Linked DNA regions of Homo sapiens: region 1 is linked to region 2. Evidence: chromatin loops called from intact Hi-C (ENCODE). Cell type or tissue: MCF 10A. All regions are shown on one strand. Each heading gives the region's core, and the rest is flanking DNA. Links, peaks and the distances in the headings are about the cores only.

Region 1 (10,479 bases), core at 1,749-9,748, 290 kb before region 2:
AAATACTTGCTATACTACATTTTTTTATTTGCATCTTTTCTTTCTCTGAGCATTTTTGATGCAAGTTTGCTTGAATCCACAGAAGAGCTAACTATATATACATTCAACACAAATTATGAGTACTGGATCATGAAAGTAACTATGTAAGTACTTTCTAACATACAGATTCTCTAGTCCAGCCTTAGAAGAATGTTTTACTTTACCCCAAACTCTAAGGTAAATCCACCTTCCCTGGAGAGCTGAATTCTAGATGTTTCTCAACCTTTCCCCAGAAGGCGGGGGATTCACGTCCCTGGGGTGCCGGAAGTGAAGCCATCAGCAATGCCCCAACAAGAGCTCTTTGAAGTCTTTTGCTTCTATATTAAAATCAGGAGAGATGAACGTGTTTGGCTCAAAATAGTTTTTTTCAAAGCTTCGAGTAGAGTCAAAGCCCGAGGGAGCTGTGCTGTCCGTCTCCTGGCTTCACCGCCCTCTGCACAGCGGAGCTTCCTGGGAAAGTCTCCTTCCTGCTCTCAGCTCAGCTTCCACGCTTGCATCTCCATGGAAACCTCTGAGAAGCACCCCAGGGGCTCCAGCATCCTCATCCCTTTCCTATCTTCACCCACTCACTGGTGGGCTCAGGTTGGCCTCAGGATTTTAAATACTCTCTATTTCCTGACAGCTCCCAAGGATACAAATAGCTGTAATCTTCAGCATGGACCTCTTTCTCTCCTCAGTCCAGATTATCAGATCCAACTTCGTTATCTCCATGTGGAGTTTCATTCAATAGGCAGCTCAAAAGAAACAGGACCCAACTGGACTCATTATCTTCCCTTGCAAACCTACTTTCTGACGTATTCCATCCTCAGGACACAGTAACCCCATTCTTGAGCTGCTCAGGGCAAACTTTGGGAGTCATGATCACGCCTCTCTTCTCCTACCTTCCTCATCTCACCTGGGAGCAAATCCCTCAGGCTCTACACCCAAAGTCTATCCAGAGCCCGACACTCCTCGCACAGGCTGCTCCGTGGCCGGAACCGCCCACCTCTCCCACGTGGACCCGAGCAGACACCTCACCACTCTCCTCCTTCAGCCCTTCCCATCTGTTGTCTACACAAACATGGAAACCAGCAGTCCTCTAAAACATTCCACCCAAGCCTTCCAATGGCCTCACTCAGAGAAGCAGCCAGAGGCTTCTGGGCTATGCTGGAGGCGGGGTGGGCTCTGCCCCATCCACCCATGTGGCATCACATCACTCCGGATGCCTGTTCCTCTCCAGTGCCCGACTTCTCCCCACCCCTGGGGCTTGCTGGGCATGGCGTTCCTGCTGTCCTCTGCAGGCTGCTCTCCACCCGACGGCCCTTGGTTCTCCTCTGCTCCTCCAGTCTCCACTCACTCGCACCTTGCAGGGCCTCCTCCCTGCCCCCATCTAACGTTCCAGCCCTCCTGACCTTCCCTTCTGCCTCCTCCACAAGCAACCCCTATCGTGCTGTGGGGTTTCTTATTTATCTGATGACTCGCTTCCACACCAAAGTATAAGCCTTAAAGAGACACACATTCCTGTGTGTTTACTGTTATTCTGTCAATATCTAGAGCAGAAAGTACTTGGTCAATAGTTTTCAAATGAATCAATAGATGAGGGAAGTATCCTTCATCCCATATTCCTTGATTAACTGTTGATTTCTATCCACTCAATAAAAAACATGGAGTAAAGAGCAAAATTGCTCTATTTTCAAACTGTCTTCCCTTGCCATAACGCAAATAGAAACAGAGTATGAAAAGGTGAAAAACAATTTGCAATTAGGTAAATTGCAAAAACATCGAGCAGTGGCTAAATCTATGATTTTTTTAAATAGTTGGTTTCAATGGTCTAAGTGCCAAAATGAGTGCTGCTGTTCCTCTACTTGTCTTGCCTGGAATGACTACTTTACAGGAAAAAATATAGGCTTTTCAGCCAACGGTTCAAATTCAAATACTATTGGAGTGATACTTTGAATCTATTCTGAGCCAATTTGGCTATTCAACAATTGCCAGTTTTTTTTGTATTGCTTGCTGATTAATAGAATTCTCCCTGGGAGTTAGAAGTAGCTGTAGATTAAAGTTATAAAAAGAAGTAGCTGTAAATTAAAGTTATAAAAAAAAACTAATATTCTTTTTTTTGGGGGGAGGTTGGATGGGGTCTCACTCTGCCACCCAGGATGGAGTGCAGTGGCGCGATCTCAGCTCACTGCAACCTCCAACTCCCTGGTTCAAGCAATTTTCCTGCCTCAGCCTCCCGAGTAGCTGGGATTACAGGCTCACACCACCACACCCAGCTAATTATTGTATTTTCAGTAGAGACGGGGTTTCACCATGTTGGCCAGGATGGTCTTGATCTTTTGACCTTGTGGCCTCGGCCTCCCAAAGTGCTGGGATTACAGGCATGAGCTACCACGCCCGGCTGATTTCTCATATTTTTTAGAATAAAAAGCGCATTGTTCAGTAGTGAGCAAAAATATAGGGAACAAAAAAAACTTAGCAACAGTGTGGATATTTAGAATGTTCTCACTAATTTCTTCCTGGATCTTTAGGTTTTTCTGACTTTTCACTATTGTAAACTATACAGGGTACAAAACATATAACTGATAATGAATTTTTTTAAGTCAAAAAAAAAAATTCTGTAAGGAAAATGAAAGGGCTGCAAAATCAGCTAAATATGTATCCAAGACCACAATGTTCATTTTTGACCATGACCAAATTGCCTCTTTTGCCAAACTGCAGTTTATTTTGCTAGGAGCGATCATATTCTTTCTTCTTGATTACTAAGAAGACAGTAAAAATGAGACATATCAGATTATTCAGAGGGATCTGAAGAAGAGAACTCTAACTTCTGCAGCAACTTAAACTTTTCACCTAAGACAATGGCATCAGAAGAGATCGCGCTGTGCTCCAAAATCCATCCATTCTTCCTCGCCAGGGGCTAAGAACTCCAGCCCATCCATGCCCCTTCCCTGCCCCACACTGCGGCTCGGGCCTTTGGAAGGTGGGAGGCTGAGAGGCTCCATCTCTGAGCATCCACCTCCCTTGTGGCTGTGCGAGTGGCTCAGCCTCTCATGCTTCTCTGCCACATCTTCCCAAGACCTGTGCTGACCTGCGCTGAACCTGCCTTCCCGCCCAGGGCGGCATGGTGGCAACCCACAGCCTCTATGCTATGTGAACCAGAAGGAAACGCTTGGGTCCTAAGCCATCGCGATTCTGTAGTCACTTGCATGAAGCGTGACCCATGGAAGGTCATGACTCATAAAAGTTACCTTCATTTCAGTCTATCAATATATGCAATGAAAAAACATTTCCTCCCAGAGCTTTCTCCCAGCGCTACTGAGAACTCCATGTATCCTTCAACACCAGGGTCCTGCTCAGCCTTAGCAGAGAGCAATGCGGACCAGTCCTAGAAGGAACTGACAACCTTTTGAAATCAGGATATGCGGCTCACAACAGTTGTCTGTATGGTGCTGCCACCTTCCAAAGAGATTGTCTAGGGGATTTAGCTTGCCCATGAGGGACTCATATCCTTCTATCAGAACCCAATCCATGGGCCAGTTCCTTGGAGAGTGGGTGTATTAACCATGACTTTCATTTTCTTTATCTAATGCTTTGACATCTGAAGAGGCTGAAGAGGCTGCCCTCTCAGAGCTAGCCCATCCCCAGAGACCGTGAGGAGCAGCCTTTCCTATTCAGGCCAACCTACAACCTCCACCCTCACCCAGCCTACAACCTCCACCCTCACCCAGACAACAACCTCCACCCTCACTCAGCCTATAATCTACAACCTCACCCAACCTACAACCTCCACCCTCACCCAGCCTACAACCTCCAACCTCACCCAACCTACAACCTCCACCCTCATCCAGCCAACAATCTCCATCCTCACACAACCTACAACCTCTACCCTTACCCAGTCAACAACCTTCACCCTCACCCAATCTACAACCTCCACCCTCACTCAGCCTATAATCTACAACCTCACCCAACCTACAACCTCCATCCTCACCCAACCTACAACCTCCACCCTCACTCAGCCTACAACCTCCACCCTCACCCTACCTACAACCTCCACCCTCACCCAGCCTACAACCTCCACCCTCACCCAACCTACAACCTCCACCCTCACTCAGCCTACAACCTCCACCCTCACCCAACCTACAACCTCCACCCTGACTCAACCTACAACCTCCATCCTCACCCAGCCAACAACCTCCATCCTCACCCAACCTACAACCTCCACCCTCACCAATACTATAACTTCCACCCTCAACCAGCCAACAACCTCCACTCTCACCAACCCTACAACCTCCACCCTCACCCAGCCTATAACCTGGCCACCTCATTTATAGGCAAGCCTGCCTGGGAAATCATGATGAGGGCTCAGGGCCAGTCCCTTGCTCCCTCTGTCTCTTGGCTGACCCTGGTGCTTCACATGTGGCCCCCGACAGCACAGCATGGCCTCTTCTCCTTGGGATCTGTGAGTAACAAATTATCTTTTCAATTGTCTCCTGATCTGTTTGCCAAATGACACCTCAAAATTCTTATCAATACATTATGTTTTAAAATAGTAGGACACATAGATGAATGCCAGACATTTGCCCTAACAGAGCTTGATCCAGCCCAGAGCGCCAGTATTAGTGTTTACACACCACATGCTATACACATACATACACACCACTCACACACACACCCCACACGCCACACACACACATACACACCACACCCCCACACACCATAAACACACACACCCCATATTTACACACACACACCATACACACACACCATATACACACACACCACACACACCACACATACACACACTCCACACACACACACCACACACACCACACATACACATACTCCACACACACACACAGTCTGAGCTGTGTCCTGCAGGTGATGCAGGATGAGGGGAGCTATGGGTTCCTCTGGAAGGGTGACTTAGGAGCAGGGCCTCCAGGAGAACAGAACATCTTCTTAACTGCTGTGGATCCATCTTGAAATCGTTTCATCCCGAAATTTTCAAAATTCTGTCACCATAATCACAGCTCTGGGCCCAATTACTCTACCTGAAAACCCGCCAATTGCTGGAACTCATCCAACCCCCTTACAAAGAGTCAACATTCACTTCGGTTTAATTGAAGAAATTAGTAGACAGGAATCTGCCCCAGCAAGGGCCATGGACCACATGACCCTGTAGCACCAGGCTGAGGAGGGCAGAAGCCATGCGTGGCTTACGTTTCAGGTGCTACTCAAGCCACCTGACAACGGCTAACAGGATGGAGTCCTTGCAAAGAGAAGACCAGCCTGCACCACCCAGGAATGGAAGAAGATTAAAAGTTAGAAACAGATCTACACTTGGCTCTACCCATCCTTAATTTTCTCATTATGACCATAAAAATTAGCCTTCTACAGAAATGCAGAGACTGGTTTCCGTAACAGAGGAGGAGCCACACAGGAAGCCCCCAGGTGCCACAAGGTGTCACTCATCACATGCAGATGGGGCAACAGCAGAATGTGAGCAGCTCCCTTCATGAATCACTGGGTGGGTGTTCATCTTCCCTCTCTGTGGAACCATCAGGGGTGAGGGACACCATGGTTCCCTGGCCCCAGCTGCAGATCTGGCAGCCACCTGCTCTCCATCTCCCCATCAGTCCCCCAGGCCTCCCATGTGGACCCTGCTTGTAGGTTTTAAGTCTCAAAGAGCAAAACACCATTTGTCTTCTGGGATCCTGAGCAGGGACCAAAATAAGAGAAAAAGCACAGGAAGTGAAGAAAGCAGCCTGTTATGGTCTGAAGGTGAGCCCAAAGTTCATGTGCTGGAAACTCAATCCCTAATACAGAGGCGTTGGGAGGTTTAAGAGGTCTGCATCATGAGGACTCTGCCCTCACGAATAGGTGAATGCCATTATATTGGGAGTGGGCTCCTAGGAAAGAATGTGTTTGGCCCCCCTTGCTCTCTCTCTCTTTCTCACCCTCTCTTCGCCCTTCTATTTGGGGATGACACAGCACAAAGGCCCTCACCAGATGCTGATTCCACAATCTTGGACTGCCCAGCCTCTAGACCCATAAGCTAATACGTTTGTGTTCATAAGGTATCCCATCCATGGTGTTCTGTTATAGCAGCACAAAATGGACTAAGACACAGTCCCAGTCCAAGAAGCCAAAAGCAGTATCGGGTGGCAGTAAGAGAGAAGTGCTCAGGAAACCCAGTGGGCAGGTGCTGAATACAGAGAAAGGGAAAAGCAAGGGGGAAATCACACATGGGCAACTACTGAGAATAGGCATCCTTGGTTTTCCATCCAAATGCCTGGAGGGTTGCAGGTGTATGCTGGTGTGGGCGAAGGAGCCCTAACAGCAAGTGTAGCCCAGCAGAGTGGACGATTTCCAACAGCACTGCCCTTGCTGCATGCAGCACTGCTGAGGAAGACTCAGATCAAAGTGCTGATGACTGCAGTGCCTGTGTGTCCTTGTCTGCAAGTGTCAGGGATGGCAGCATCTGTCTGTGACCTCGTCCCCCTCAGGATGGCTGTGAAAATGAAATGAGGTCTTGAGCCATGAAGTAGGATTGGATATTGGATCATGAGCCTTGCCAGACCTTGGCAGCACATTTAGTGCCCCTCTTCCCACAGTGGTGAGTGGGCATTTGCTGCCTTCATGCATTGCAGTTGATCAGCCCAGAGTGATTTCTTTTCTTTTTTGTCTTATTAGAGGCCAGCTCCTCCCACACTTGCCAAAGAGTCCTTGATGGAGACAGAACATTGAACATAACTGAGGATTCTCTCTGACCTCATCGGATGGCCGGGCCAGCACAGGGGGCAGCCTCCTGCATACAGAGCGAAGGGAGGCGGCCATAGGTACAGCCATCTGCTCTCCCGTGAAGACATCATCAGGACGGCAGGACGTGCATTAACCACAAAGACCCTATACAAAAAGCTTCAAACTAAAGCTTAATTTTTCAGAGCTGACTTTTCACAGAGAAATTAGCAGGAAGTGCGTCGCCATGACACAGATCTAGGCTTGCCCTAATTTGGTTGAACAGCACTGAGTGACTATCAAGACAAGCACTAGGACACTGAGAAGAGGAGGCAGACGATGATCACTGCCTCCTCCAGGAGCCCTCAGTCCAGGTCAGATCAAAGGGCCCCTGTCTCACAGCTGAGCTTCAAACATGGGAGGGTTTTTTTTTTTTCCTTTTCTCTTTTTCTTTTCTTTTCTTTTTTTTTTTTTTTTTTTTTTTAACACAAAGTCTTGCTTTGTCACCCAGGCTGGAGTGCAGTGGCACGATCTCAGCTCACTGCAACTTCTGCCTCCCAGATTCAAGCAATTGTGCCTCAGCCTCTGGAGTAGCTGGGACTACAGGCATGAGCCATCATGCCTAGCTAATTTTTATATTTTTAGTAGAGATGAGGTTTCACTATGCTGGCCAGGCTGACTTTGAACTTCTGACCGCAGGTGATCCACCCGCTTCAGCCTCCCAAAGTGCTGGGATTACAGGTGTGAGCCACCGTGACTTGCCAGGAGGATTTTAAAGACCACGGTGAATCAGCCCTCCACAACACAGTCTCAAGCTTGTTTTCTCTTCCACATTTGTTATCGAGTTGACAACAAATAAAAGAGTCATAAACGACAGAGATTTGAGCGGTGTCTACTAGCCCTACCCAGCAAGTATTACACAAATCAGGAAACAGATCCCCAAGGACAGTGAGAGCTAATGCACATGTGGAATGAGATCCAGCACACATGTGCAGTGGGATCCAGTACACGTGTACAGTGGGATCTAGCACACACATACGGGGGATCCAGCACACACGCGCAGTGGGATCCAGTACATGTGTACAGTGGGATCTAGCACACACATATGGGGGATCTAGCTCACACATGCAAGGGATCGAGCACATACGTGCAGTGAGATCTAGCACAAGTGGGCAGGGAGATCCAGCACATACATGAAGGGGAATCTGGCACACATGTGCAGTGGGATTTAGCACACACATGCAGGGGAATCTAGCACACATGTGTGAGGGGATCCAGGATACATGTGCAAGGGATCTAGCACACATGTGTGAGGGAAATCTAGTACACACGTGCAGGGGGATCTAGCACACACGTGTGAGGGGATCCAGCACACATGTGCAGGGGGATCTGGCACACATGTGCCGGGTATCTAGTACACACATGCAGTAGGATCCAGCACACACATGCAGGAGTATCTAGCACGCATGTGCAGTGGGATCAGGGCATGCACGCATCTCACAGTGCTGTCTCTGAGCTGAAAAGTCAGACCCGGCTTCTCCTGGCTTGCCTCCTAAGAACATCTGGGCTCTGGCCATCACAGGTTTCTCTTACTTCCTGTCACGGTTGGGTAGGCCAGGCCCACAAAAAAAAGTATTTTCAATTGTTAAAACTGCTATAACCATTGGAATAACTGGTCTGGGCCACAGCAATGATTTTACGGCTTGTGAACTGGCCTAACGTTTAGTTGGAGCTCAGGTGCAGGGTTGGTGAGTTCCTAACATCTGGTTGGAGCTCAGGTGCAGGGTTGGTGAGTTCCTAACATCTGGTTGGAGCTCAGGTGCAGGGTTGGTGAGTTCCTAACATCTGGTTGGAGCTCAGGTGCAGGGTTGGTGAGTTCCTAACATCTGGTTGGAGCTCAGGTGCAGGGTTGGTGAGTTCCTAACATCTGGTTGGAGCTCAGGTGCAGGGTTGGTGAGTTCCTAACATCTGGTTGGAGCTCAGGTGCAGGGTTGGTGAGTTCCTAACATCTGGTTGGAGCTCAGGTGCAGGGTTGGTGAGTTCCTAACATCTGGTTGGAGCTCAGGTGCAGGGTTGGTGAGTTCCTAACATCTGGTTGGAGCTCAGGTGCAGGGTTGGTGAGTTCCTAACATCTGGTTGGAGCTCAGGTGCAGGGTTGGTGAGTTCCTAACATCTGGTTGGAGCTCAGGTGCAGGGTTGGTGAGTTCCTAACATCTGGTTGGAGCTCAGGTGCAGGGTTGGTGAGTTCCTAACATCTGGTTGGAGCTCAGGTGCAGGGTTGGTGAGTTCCTAACATCTGGTTGGAGCTCAGGTGCAGGGTTGGTGAGTTCCTAACATCTGGTTGGAGCTCAGGTGCAGGGTTGGTGAGTTCCTAACATCTGGTTGGAGCTCAGGTGCAGGGTTGGTGAGTTCCTAACATCTGGTTGGAGCTCAGGTGCAGGGTTGGTGAGTTCCTAACATCTGGTTGGAGCTCAGGTACAGGGGTGGTGAGTTCCTAACATTTGGTTGGAGCTCAGGTACAGGGGTGGTGAGTTCCTAACATTTGGTTGGAGCTCAGGTACAGGGGTGGTGAGTTCCTAACATTTGGTTGGAGCTCAGGTAGAGGGTTGGTGAGTTCCTAACATTTGGTTGGAGCTCAGGTAGAGGGTTGGTGAGTTCCTAACATTTGGTTGGAGCTCAGGTAGAGGGTTGGTGAGTTCCTAACATTTGGTTGGAGCTCAGGAGCAGGGTTGGTGAGTTCCTAACATCTGGTTGGAGCTCAGGTGCAGGGTTGGTGAGTTCCTAACATCTGGTTGGAGCTCAGGTGCAGGGTTGGTGAGTTCCTAACATCTGGTTGGAGCTCAGGTACAGGGTTGGTGAGTTCCTAACATTTGGTTGGAGCTCAGGTACAGGGTTGGTGAGTTCCTAACATTTGGTTGGAGCTCAGGAGCAGGGTTGGTGAGTTCCTAACATCTGGTTGGAGCTCAGGTGCAGGGTTGGTGAGTTCCTAACATCTGGTTGGAGCTCAGGTGCAGGGTTGGTGAGTTCCTAACATCTGGTTGGAGCTCAGGTGCAGGGTTGGTGAGTTCCTAACATCTGGTTGGAGCTCAGGTGCAGGGTTGGTGAGTTCCTAACATCTGGTTGGAGCTCAGGTGCAGGGTTGGTGAGTTCCTAACATCTGGTTGGAGCTCAGGTACAGGGGTGGTGAGTTCCTAACATCTGGTTGGAGCTCAGGTACAGGGTTGGTGAGTTCCTAACATTTGGTTGGAGCTCAGGTACAGGGGTGGTGAGTTCCTAACATTTGGTTGGAGCTCAGGTAGAGGGTTGGTGAGTTCCTAACATTTGGTTGGAGCTCAGGTAGAGGGTTGGTGAGTTCCTAACATTTGGTTGGAGCTCAGGAGCAGGGTTGGTGAGTTCCTAACATTTGGTTGGAGCTCAGGTGCAGGGTTGGTTATTCCAGTGGTTCCCAGGTTTGCACCTCAAATACCAGAAGACAATCCATTCTGGGGGAAGCCAACCGTGGTCTGAACAGTAAAAAGGCTCATTGCAAACCAACACGCAGTTCATGCCCTTTGAGCCTGGGCTCTCCTGGGCAAGTGGCATGTGATGAGTCGCCAATTATCATTATTATTTCTGCAAACAGACGCCCAACAATTAAACAGCATATTTGATTTTTTGCACTCCCAGGCCATAAACACAATCTGTAATTGTGTTTGTGAGAAGCAGACCTCCCAGGCCTCA
Region 2 (10,479 bases), core at 926-8,925:
TTTAGAGATGGGATCTCACTTTGTTGCCCAGGCTGGTCTCAAACTCCTAGCCTCAAGCAATCTTCCCACCTTGGCCTCCCAAAGTGCTGAAATTACAGGTGTGAGCCAACACACCCAGCCTGTTTTAGACCATATTTTTAAAATTTTCTATCATAATAAATTTTCCTTAGACACAGCTGACTATATTGCTGAAAAGAAAAGAGCCATGGATTTCTATCTCCCAGATTTCCCTGTCCACATCAGCCTCAGGATGTCCACAGGAGCTCATTCCCAAACAAAAACAAGAGGCAAGATGGGGCTGAAGAGGCAGGGGGAACAAAGGCCCTGTGAGGGGAAAGGCAGAGACTTTTAGGGGCTGGTCTAATCCGGGAGAACGTAGGACCGAGGCAGGGCCACGGGTTCCCATCAGAGGCTGCAGGCAGTGTGGCAGCCAACAGGGATCACTCTCCAGGCACCTGTGAGGTATCCGAGAACACTGCTTTCTTTAATTGGCACAATTGTATCAAGTCGTCATTATTATGTTCATCTTACAGATAAGACATTTGGATCACATGTGGTGATTAAGTTTCCAAAGCTAAATAGTGACAGAAATGAGACTCAAATCCACCCATCTGCCCCCACACCCATGCACTGTAACCTGCCCCAGGGACCTGTGGCTTCTCCATGGAGAGTCACTTTGATGGAGGGCAGGCTGGAGGCAGGTCCAAGGCCCACTCCCTGTCCCAGGGGAACGGTTGCTGGGCTGGCCTGACAATGGGTCTGGGGTAGGCCATCATGCCATGACTCTGTTGGGGAGGCACCAGGCTTGCAGCGTCCATAGAGGTGGTGATCCAAGATCCCTAGCCACCGGGGCTCGCGGTTTCTTGGCATCAGAACCTTTTTGCAAACATCATTCTTTGAAACCCCAACAAATGAAATGAGAAGAGCAGGGCTGACGGGGGAGAAGGGGCTGAGGGACCGGGGGTACCTGCTGTCAAGCACCCCGCCCTAGGTCACGTCTGCAAAACCCCAGCGCTCAGGGGACACAGTGCAAATGCCACTGCCCTGGGCAGCCGTGGAGTGGAGTTCACATGTTTCAGCAGCTGGCTAGGAGGACTCAGCTTCCAAAACCAGAGGTGCCATAGCTGAGCCTGGTGTCTGTTCTCACCCTGGGTCAGAGTGAGATCTGCCCGAGATCCCTCAAACAAGAGACACTGACCGCAGCCACCACAGGGAAGCTGCAAACAGGGCTTCCTCCAGCCCAGCCTCGGCGAGGAGGAGCCGGGAAGGCAGGGTGCCCTCAGCTGGCAGCAGACTCTGGAAGGAAGGGTCCCTTCCAACAATATCCCTCCCTTGTGTCGTCCAGAAAAGGGAAAAGGAGTCCACTTCGCACTTGCGACCCAGGTGCCTCGCGGGCTCTGTCCTTCCCAGGCTCCGAGGAGCTGTACCCGCCGGCTGTGTGGATGGCCGCTGGGCTGGACCTGAGCCAGCCCCCCGGGAGGCTACGTGCAGCCAGTGGCAGAAGAGGGATGGCGGGAGCTGGTGGGAGGAAGTGAGTTGAGTTTCACCTGAGCCTGTGTCTGCTGGCTGGTCATTCATGGGGTCCTGAGACTGGGACCATGGGAGGGTCTGGGTCCCTGGGTTGAGCCAAGAATCCTCAGCTCTGGAGCATCCATCCCCACCGCTCCTGGATTGCTGGAAATCACAGCATGGAACACAGAGGCTGAGCAGCTGGCCAGGCCTGGCCTCAGCCTCCCCTACTGTGGCATCCAGCCTGGACACCCACCTCAGCCAGCAGTTTAAGCCCTGGGATTTGGGCATTGAACCCCAGCTCCTTCTCCTTCCCTGGAGGACACCTTGGCTTGATACCTTTATCAGCACCTCTCTTACTTCTGGAAAAAGCAACACCATGTTCTATTCCTTGTCTTTAATAATTGCATGGGAAAAAACTACTTAAACTGTATCTACCGTAAAACGTTCTCCAAACTGACCATCAGAGAGAGTTTAGAAGCATGGAAGGGATCTGTCATTCCCATTCTTCAATGTACCACATTTGCTTGAAGAGTACATAATAAAAATAAGGAGAATGATTATTTTGCCACCAAATTCTGCACACTCATTGGTGGAAGAAGCTTGGGGCCTGTGGGCTGTAGAGACCCTGGGGAGAGCCTGCATCACAAAGGTGAAGAAGGGGCCTCCGGAGGTGCCAGGGACAGGACCCGGGCAACAGAGGCAGGCATGGGGGTCACACTGACTCTCAGTGTGACTTACGCCGGCCACAGAAGTGCAGTTCTGCCCTGGTGACTTCAGCCAGAGAGGACAGCAAAGCACATCTCCCACCTCTGTCTCCAGGGAGGATGAACCCTACCCAGGCTTGGGCCTGCAGCAAATGGATGGAAACACCACAGCTTGACCGCAGCGCCCACGTCTGAGCCTGACCCACAGCTCGGGCCATTTCCCTTGAAAGAGTTACTTTCTTCCACCTTCTTCAATTAAAAGAAAAAAGGAGTTATCTCCTTTTGATGCTGTCAGTTTTCTGATGAAAAGGGAGAACTGCAGATACGGGTCTTTCTAGGTAAATAAAACACCGTATTGGTTGGAAAGCGAATTCTCATCGCGGGCTAAGTCAACACAGGTGTTCTTTCATGGATGCAGGGCAGGTGGCCGTTTGTTTTCCTTTCCCTTCACAATCGTCTCTTTCTCTCCATTCGGTTCACATCTGAGCCCACATCCCTACGGGCAGCCACGAGGAAATGTCACCTGGCCCTTGTTAGGTATGAAATGTCCTTATCAATAACGGCCTGCTGTGCCCCAGCTTATCCAAGCTACAGGCACCTATAAAGCAATAAAAGGCGATTAGGAAGAGCTGCCCCTGCGGAGTTCTACGGAAGGTCTCAGCTCGGTTAGGGGAACCGTTGCTCCAAATCAACAACATTGACTTCTGAAGGAGCAAACGTTCACATCAAAGTAGCCTGGGTCTTCAAGGGAACCAAACATTGGCCATAAAATGAGCACAGCCCGGTGAATGAGGCTTTGTTATCCTCACCCAGGTGTCAGCTCTAAGACCTTCCATGAGACCACTCTTTTGAGAAAGAGACAGGCGGCCACACAGAATGGGTCATGGCGCCAGCCCTGGGTTTGAGGGGGAAAGCCCAGACGCTGCCTCACCATGAGACAAAGACCCCAGGGGCAGCCCTGAGCTGGAAGGCCACACGCCTGGCCATGGCCCAGCCCGGGATGTGGGTACATGCTGCACACATATGTGTGGGCGTTCATGTGTGTGGGCATGTACATGGGCCCAGCCTGTGATGTGGGTGAGTGCTGCACACATATATGTGGGTGTTTTTGTGTGTGTGCGTGTACATGGGCCTGGCCTGTGATGGGGGTGCATGCTGCACACATGCGTAGGCATTCATGTGTGTGTGTGCATGTACATGGGCGTGGCTACATGTGCCTGGGCCAGTGTGCATGTGCATGTACACCTGGTGCTGCTGGGCCTGACCTCTGACGCCTGGCTCCAGTGCCTCCGGCCGTTTTCGCCAGCTTGGGTCCTGGGTGTCTAACCAAGGTTCCTCCCAAAGGCACCTGAACAGCCATGATCATTCCTCACTTCTCCCAACATCCCCTCCCAGCCCTCCGGGGAACTGCATGTGGAGGCCAGGATCACCAGGCCACGGCGTCCTGGGCGGGTCTTTTCAGAATCAGAGTACAGAGCATGGGAACAGCACCACGTCCCTGAGAAGTGCAGGTCCCGGGATCAGTTTCCCCTCTGAGGAGGGAGGAGCACTGGGGGGCCCGTCCCTGAGGCTGCAGCACCGTCTAATGGTGGGAGAGCCACTCCTGCAAGTCCGTGACCTTCTGCACGGGGGACAGGAGGCACCTCGGCGGCCTCCCTGTCCATGCAGCCGGACCACTGGCTATGGGTTCAATTGTGTCCCCTAGAAAGAGGTGTCCCATCCCTCCCCTCAGCACCTATGAACATGAACTTCCTTGGAATAGACTCTTTACAGATGTACTGCAATTCAGATGAGGTCATCCTGGGTTAGGGCCAGCCCTCATCCAATGGCTGGTGTCCTTGTAGGACGAGGAGACATGGCAAGATGACTAGAATCAACTCTACCCGCAGGTTAAATCAGACCTGAGGGACAAGCTAAAAGGTGGTATCAAACACAAAACACTGTTAGTCATTTTCTGAAGGGAGGTGATTTTCCTGTCAAGCTCTGGAAACGAATTTATTCCCATCATCAGTCGTGGCCACAGGAGGTGTGCAGCTTTTCCTAAGATCAGTTCGTCTCAGGCTGGTCACGTGAGGCTCAAGCAGTCATTTCTTTTTAAATTAGTCTGATCAGTGATGGCAACAAATAGGTCCCCAGCAGCTCTCACCTCTGACCCTGCGGGATCAAACGAGGCATTTCACAGTGAGGAACATGCTGGTGGGCACCTTCAAACATTTGCCGCTTAAAAAGTTGGTGTTACTTTAGAGCGAGCCTCGTGGAAATGTAGCTGGCTCCAAAGCTAACATGAGAATGGTTAAGGGCAAGTGATGTAGGGGAAAAGGCAGGGCCCTCGCTCCCCAAATCCTGCCTAGGCTGTTTCATAAACACGTGCATCTGGCCGGCAGCCTCATCTCTCCTGACTTTCCAGGCTGGGCTCCTGTGCTGGTCAGATCGTGGCTTCTGCCTCCTTCTTTCAAAGATGACAGAAAGGGGGTCAGGCAGCCTTGCATTTTCTGATCAAAGCATTCATTACAAGCCAGGTTTGCAAAATAACAATTCGTCCGCGTGGTGTTTTTCTAAATCACACAGTCCTGTGTATCCTGGGGTGCCACGTGCCCACCAACCTGAGGGGACAAAGCGGGGACACAAGCTCTGCCGCTCCCGGGGAACCACACCCCGACCCTGCGGCCACGACATCCAGGGCCCAGCCTGGACTCGCCAAGACGCCTTGGAAAGATCCCCCCGGGCTCCTGCCGTCAGCCGATTGACCCCACGCCCTTCCCCGCTTTTCTCGCCTGCTGCGCCGCTGACATCACATCCGGGTCTCTCCGGCCACTCAGAGAGGAGGCACCTGCTCCTCGGGAGGCGTGGTTGGCTCTAGCGTGGTGGAGAGAAGATGATTTGAGGTTGGGTGTAACCGAGCTTGCAGGGAGTTGTGGAGACCTCTGTGCACGTCCACTCGTCCCAGGACTCTTTCTGCATCCCAGTGGAGGGTCCCAGCCCGGGCGCGGACAAGGAGGAGGGTCCCAGCCTGGACGCAGACCCAGAGGAGGGTTCCAGCCCGGGCACAGACAAGGAGAAGGGTCCCAGGCCGGATGCAGGCCCAGAGGACGGTCCCAGCCCGACCGCGGGCAGGAGGGCCGGGCTCAGCGTGAGCCGAGGGTGCCCCCTGGTGGCAGTGGTGATGCTGTCCAAAGCGGGCCCTGCCACGTGAACACTTTAATTCAGGAACAAGCGCGGGAGAGGGAGGCCGGCCAGGCCTCCCCAGCTCCGGGCAAATCTTCTCATGAATTCTTAATGAGGCAGTCACAGCCCCTCTCCTGTCTGTCAGCTCCTGGGCACTATAGCACAGAGTTTATGGGTTCATTTTATTGTAACAATAAAAAGAAACAGCATTGTATGTTACCAATAAAGTAACTCTAAGACACAGCTCACACTTGTGCTGATTGTTCATTTTCTCATTGCACCGAAAACGTATTCATCATAGAAACATTGTGTACAGTCGGATGTGACATTATATTGAGGGTTCAGGTCTATAAGCAACACACTGTGATTTTATGTTGTAGGGACGCAGCGTCAGGTACAGCATGAAATGTAAACGTCACGTGGATGACCTGCTGGTGAGCGTGTGCGTCTTGTGTTTTGTGTGCACGCACCACACGAGGCCCACGTGGGATTTCTCCCTGGGGCTGGAAAGCAGCTGTGGATTGGTGTTCAGCATCTGTCGGGATGGAAGGGGCTTTTCCATCCAGAGCTCTTTCCTACTTTTAGTAGGTGATAGAATCAATTAACTGTGGGAAAATGGAAGCATCTTCCTGTCTTTAAAAAAAAATGTAAACAAGAAGCTCAACTAGATACATTGTTTTAATTTAAATACCAGAGCAAGTATTTGAAGAGCCTAGCACAGCACTGACCTGAGCCTTCCGTTCCTTTTTTTTTTTGAGATGGAATCTGGCTCTGTTGCCCAGGCTAGAGTGCGAACGGCGCAATCTCGGCTCACTGCAACCTCCACCTCCCGGGCTCAAGCGATTCTCCTGCCTCAGCCTCCCAAATAGCTGAGATTACAGGCACCCACCACCACGCCTGGCTAATTTTTGTATTTTTAGTACAGACGGGATCTCATCATGTTGGCCAGGGTGGTCTCAAACTCCTGACCTCAGATGATCCGCCCGCCTCGGCCTCCCAAAGTGCTGGGATTACAGGCATGAGCCACTGCGCCCAGTCCTATTCGCTTTTATTCCCTCAAGGAAAGCTCCTGGGTTTCCGTCACGTGGGCTCTGCTCCAGGTGCAGGACACAGGGAGGAAAAGAGGGGGCTTCTTCCCACCATGGTGTGGGGAGCAGGGTGGGGTGCAGGGTTGAGCAGTACATACAGAAGGAGGGAGGCAGTGCTGGGATTTGCACAGGTGGGCACTCGAAAGATGGGTGTGGGCAGCCACCAGGATGGGACAGAAGGAGCCGCAGGAGGTAAGACCTTCAGGACAGCAGAAGGGGCAGCGCTGGGCCAGGCAGGCTGAATCCTGGGGTGGGAGGAAAGCTGAGAAACACAGCTGCAGAAGGCAGGCGGCAGGATAAGCTGTGTGGTCTCACATCCGTTTGGCTGTGTGTGCATTCGACGGTCCTGGAAGCAAGATCACACTTGGCCAGGTGGCCTCACTCCTATGTCCATTACTGCTGTTACCTTCTCCTGTGTTTTGGTCCTGACCTAGGCATTGTAATTGGTATGTAAGCAGGGAGAGGACCAAAATAAGGAGCCTGGGGTGGGGGGTGGATACTTACAGTCTGTGTCTCAGGGAATTTCCTGAGGCCTCCTTTCTGCTTGGTTTCCCCAAAGGAGCTTCCTGGATGGACCTGTCCTCACAAAGGCCTTCAGCTCCTTCTAAGTAAAGGAACAGGCAACCTCTGCCTTCCCCTGCCACGGATTCTCTGATTTTCGGATTCTCTGTGAGTCCGTTGATGTCCCAGAAAGCGAGTCCAGAAGTGACCTTCTTCTTGGGAAATTCTCCCTCCTGAAGCCCCCGGCTGACTTGAACACATTGCCAGGTTTGCGAAACACCGTGAATAAGAGAACTTTTTCCAAAGGATGTCGCACATTCCTGCCTCCAGGAAAGACCCTGCTATCCTGAGGAAAGGAGTATTTCACTGCATTACAGTTTAAAATCTTGAATAATTACTGTTTTTCCAGTTCTTCTTTGAAATTCAAAGAGAGAGGATAGAAGGAACAAATGCATGGCAAGTTTGATTTCTGCCACGGAAGGAATCCAAACAGGACTACTCACAGCTCATGGCAAGTTTGATTTCTGCCAGGGAAGGAATCTGGACAGGAAGGAATCCGGACAGGAAGGAATCCGGACAGGACTGCTCACAACTGAACTGGAGTGCCTCCTCCATCTCCAGTGTCACGGCCTCTCCTCTTGCTAAACTTTTTGTTTAAATGCAACACTCTTTTCTCATTTGTCATGGCATTTGTCAGAACCTTGAAAAGAGATTAAAATGGAGTTGCAAAACACTGAGAGATTCAAGGAGAGCCAGTGAATCTGCAAATAATTTTTAAGATAAAAATGAAAATAATAGTAACGCTTTGAGTGTCAGTGGAATTTGACTGTAAGTACAGTTTTACTAAGACGAGGTTTTCACCTAGAGGCTCCAACTAAGAACATAATTTTAATCTGCCCAGCATTGGGTTAATCTTGACTGCATAATAGTAAAAGGTATTAGCGATATTAGAGAGCTGTTTGCAATTTCTTGGGGCCGTATTCGCATTGATCATCTCTGATGTTACTCACTGTGTTTGCAGATGGAAGACATAAGGTTAAAAGACGTCCAGATCCATTTTAGAGACGATTGAAGTGAAGCAGTGAGATCATCTATCATCTGGCAGAAATTGGGCCAAAACCAGACATCCCCCATCCAGCCAAGCTGCGAAGCCTTCCAGCACAAATGCGTCTGACCACAGCTCACCTGGGATTGTGGCCAGGAGCCAGTTAGCCGGGATTGGAGAGCAAGCATGATAAAGTGCAGAGGCTCTCAGCCCTGGCAGGATATTTAGAACATCCTGGGGAGCTTTAAAGTCCTGATGGCCAGGCCACACCCCAGGCTGAGTGAATCAGAAGCCCCGCGGGACCGTGCACCCGCGTTTTTAAAGTTTCCAGGTGATTCTCAGATGCAGCCAGGACTGGAACACGCCAGTGTCAGGAGAGCCCTGAGGTCCGGCCCTGCCGCCGATGGGCAAAGCAACCCGGAGTGTGGTTTCCTCCGTGGTCAGTGTGTGAGCCTCAGACCCGCTTGGGCTGACTTCCTTTCCTCTACAGGATAAGAATATCAGACATGGGCACCTCTGTGCACATTTCCTTTGAGAGCCTGACTTCCAAAGTTGATCAATGTGAATGTTTTGTAAATAGGCCTCAGGAAACAGCCTTCTTGTGATTTTTTTTTTCCTTCTCCGTGAACCTGGAGTAATACTTTCTTCTTAAAATAATATTTATGGAGCAGTGCTTCAATATATTTTAAACGTTGAAATAGATTTACTTGATTTTTCCTAAATATGAAAGATACACGTGTTTTGTAATAATCAATATTGAAAGTGTAAAATAAAAGATAAAAATAACCCAAAATTCCTCTATCCAAGGATAGTAGAAGTGACACATATCCACCACTCAAAATTGTCCTTCCAAAATTTTCGTCATGTATGTTTCTACCAAAATAAAATGATGATGTGCTTTTATTTGTGACCAGTTTTCCTCACCTGTTGATATGCATGCAGTCAGATTTATTACTCTCTTAATGGCTACACCTGAGGTACAGGAAACAGCGAACCACACCGCCAGTTCTCTAGGTCCTAATAAACATTTTCCAAACAAGTGACTGAATGAGCACCAGGAAGGGAGGAGGAAGTGTGGCCAGATATGGCGCAGGGGACACTGTTGGAAATGCTTGTTCTCCGGTGCCGCAAAGAAATAGCACTTGAACATAAATTTAATTTATTCAGCAAGGCCATTTTTACTTTGTGCAGAAAGGGTACGCTCGCCAGTAGTTTTGCCACGAGAGTACACTGAACAAAGGAGACAGGGTCTTTTATAACCTGATGCGTCCACCCTACTGCTGTGTCTGGTTTCCATTGGATGGAATGGGACCTCACATTCTGTATTTGTCCCGACTACCTAGCAACTTAGAACTTTTTAAAAGAGGCAAAGGCAGCGGAGAACAAAGGAAGGAGGAAGTAACTTGTGGAATGCTGAGAAAGGTAAAAACACCTTCAAATAAGGAAGAGAAACAGGCTATGGCCTAATGCCCGCTTGGACCAGTGTAAGCATGCCAGGGCAACTATTTAGGCTAAATTGTGGGAGCTAAGAGCATAAAGTACATTGATTTATTACGGCTAGCAGATATTTAAGAATGTCAGCACAGGTCTTTGGATAAATTTTGCTTTGCTTCTAAGAGAAGTTACTGTTTATTTCTAATAAGACAGGGAGGAGAGTCTCTTTGAAGGGGAACCTCTACTTTACTTTTTACAACACCGTTGGTTTTAGCTGCTCCTAATTCCAGCAGTGACTCCATGGGGACTTGGAGCCCTGGCCCTGGTAGGTCACGGTGGGGTCGGTGTGGAGACGTGCCCCGTGCTGCCGTCAGTCGTGCTGACCCTGGGAGACCAGAATGCAAAGGCGGCAGCTCCCAGTCCCAGGGAAAGGATCCCGATGGAGAGTCTGGGCCCGCTCACCCCGCCCAGTGGTCCTGAGTGCTCTGAGGAGCCTCTCGGTGGCTGCAAGGTGACAGCCCTCCTAGACGCAGCTGCTTAATGACTTTCTGCTCATGTGTTTCTTCCCAAACCCATTTCTGCATAGCGGAGAGTTAGAAGGTCATGTTTTCAAATACAAAATGTCTAAGTTTTATTTTCCTAGGAGTCCTGAACAAAGTAAAATGGAACATTTCCATATTCCTTCGGAGGAGTGTTTTATGCCAGTGTGCGTGCCTGGACTCTTGACCGAGCCAAGGCCCGCCTTTATGCCCGGGGTGCTTGGAGCAGAGCCCTCGACCCAAAACTGCGTGGTGCCCACGGAGGCTCCAGGTGTCTGTGCATTTCCACACCCAGGAGGTTGAGTGGAGGAGGGAGCTGACACCAGTTCTTGCCCTCCCCTCTCTGCAGGCCAAGGCCGAGCCCCTGAGGGTGGCTCCCCAGCGCCAGGCACCTTCTGGGGTAGAGCGCCTCAGAGCAGAGGCCCCACACTGGCCCCAGGACCGGCTCCTCTTTGCCTTCCCCGACCCCGGCCCTCTTACCTCAGGCGTCC

What was found. A loop is a pair of places that touch in the nucleus more often than their neighbours do. Peaks named below come from ENCODE experiments on the same cell type or tissue, not always from the same donor. Only the 100,000 strongest peaks of a DNase experiment are listed, where the experiment ranks them.
Region 1: a loop joins it to region 2, with 27 times the contacts of the local background. A loop is called at or near these places in 4 of 110 quality-filtered maps.

What each region holds. Positions count from the first base shown.
Region 1 is chr6:168,653,272-168,663,750 of GRCh38, reverse strand. All of the region lies in intron 11 of SMOC2 (SPARC related modular calcium binding 2), which reads right to left. Among named protein-coding and RNA genes, the nearest start is that of SMOC2, 220 kb to the right of the region's middle. RefSeq lists an enhancer at 4,109-4,609. In MCF 10A, for the core only: a CTCF peak has its summit at 5,488 (motif pointing right); no DNase peak of the experiment used is centred there.
Region 2 is chr6:168,365,333-168,375,811 of GRCh38, reverse strand. It overlaps LOC107986549 (a long non-coding RNA gene), which reads right to left and starts at 8,212. Exons shown (of 3, transcript XR_001743904.3): 1 at 7,981-8,212; 2 at 6,974-7,670; 3 at 5,528-6,815. In MCF 10A, for the core only: a CTCF peak has its summit at 5,365 (motif pointing left); a DNase peak (open chromatin) is centred at 5,391.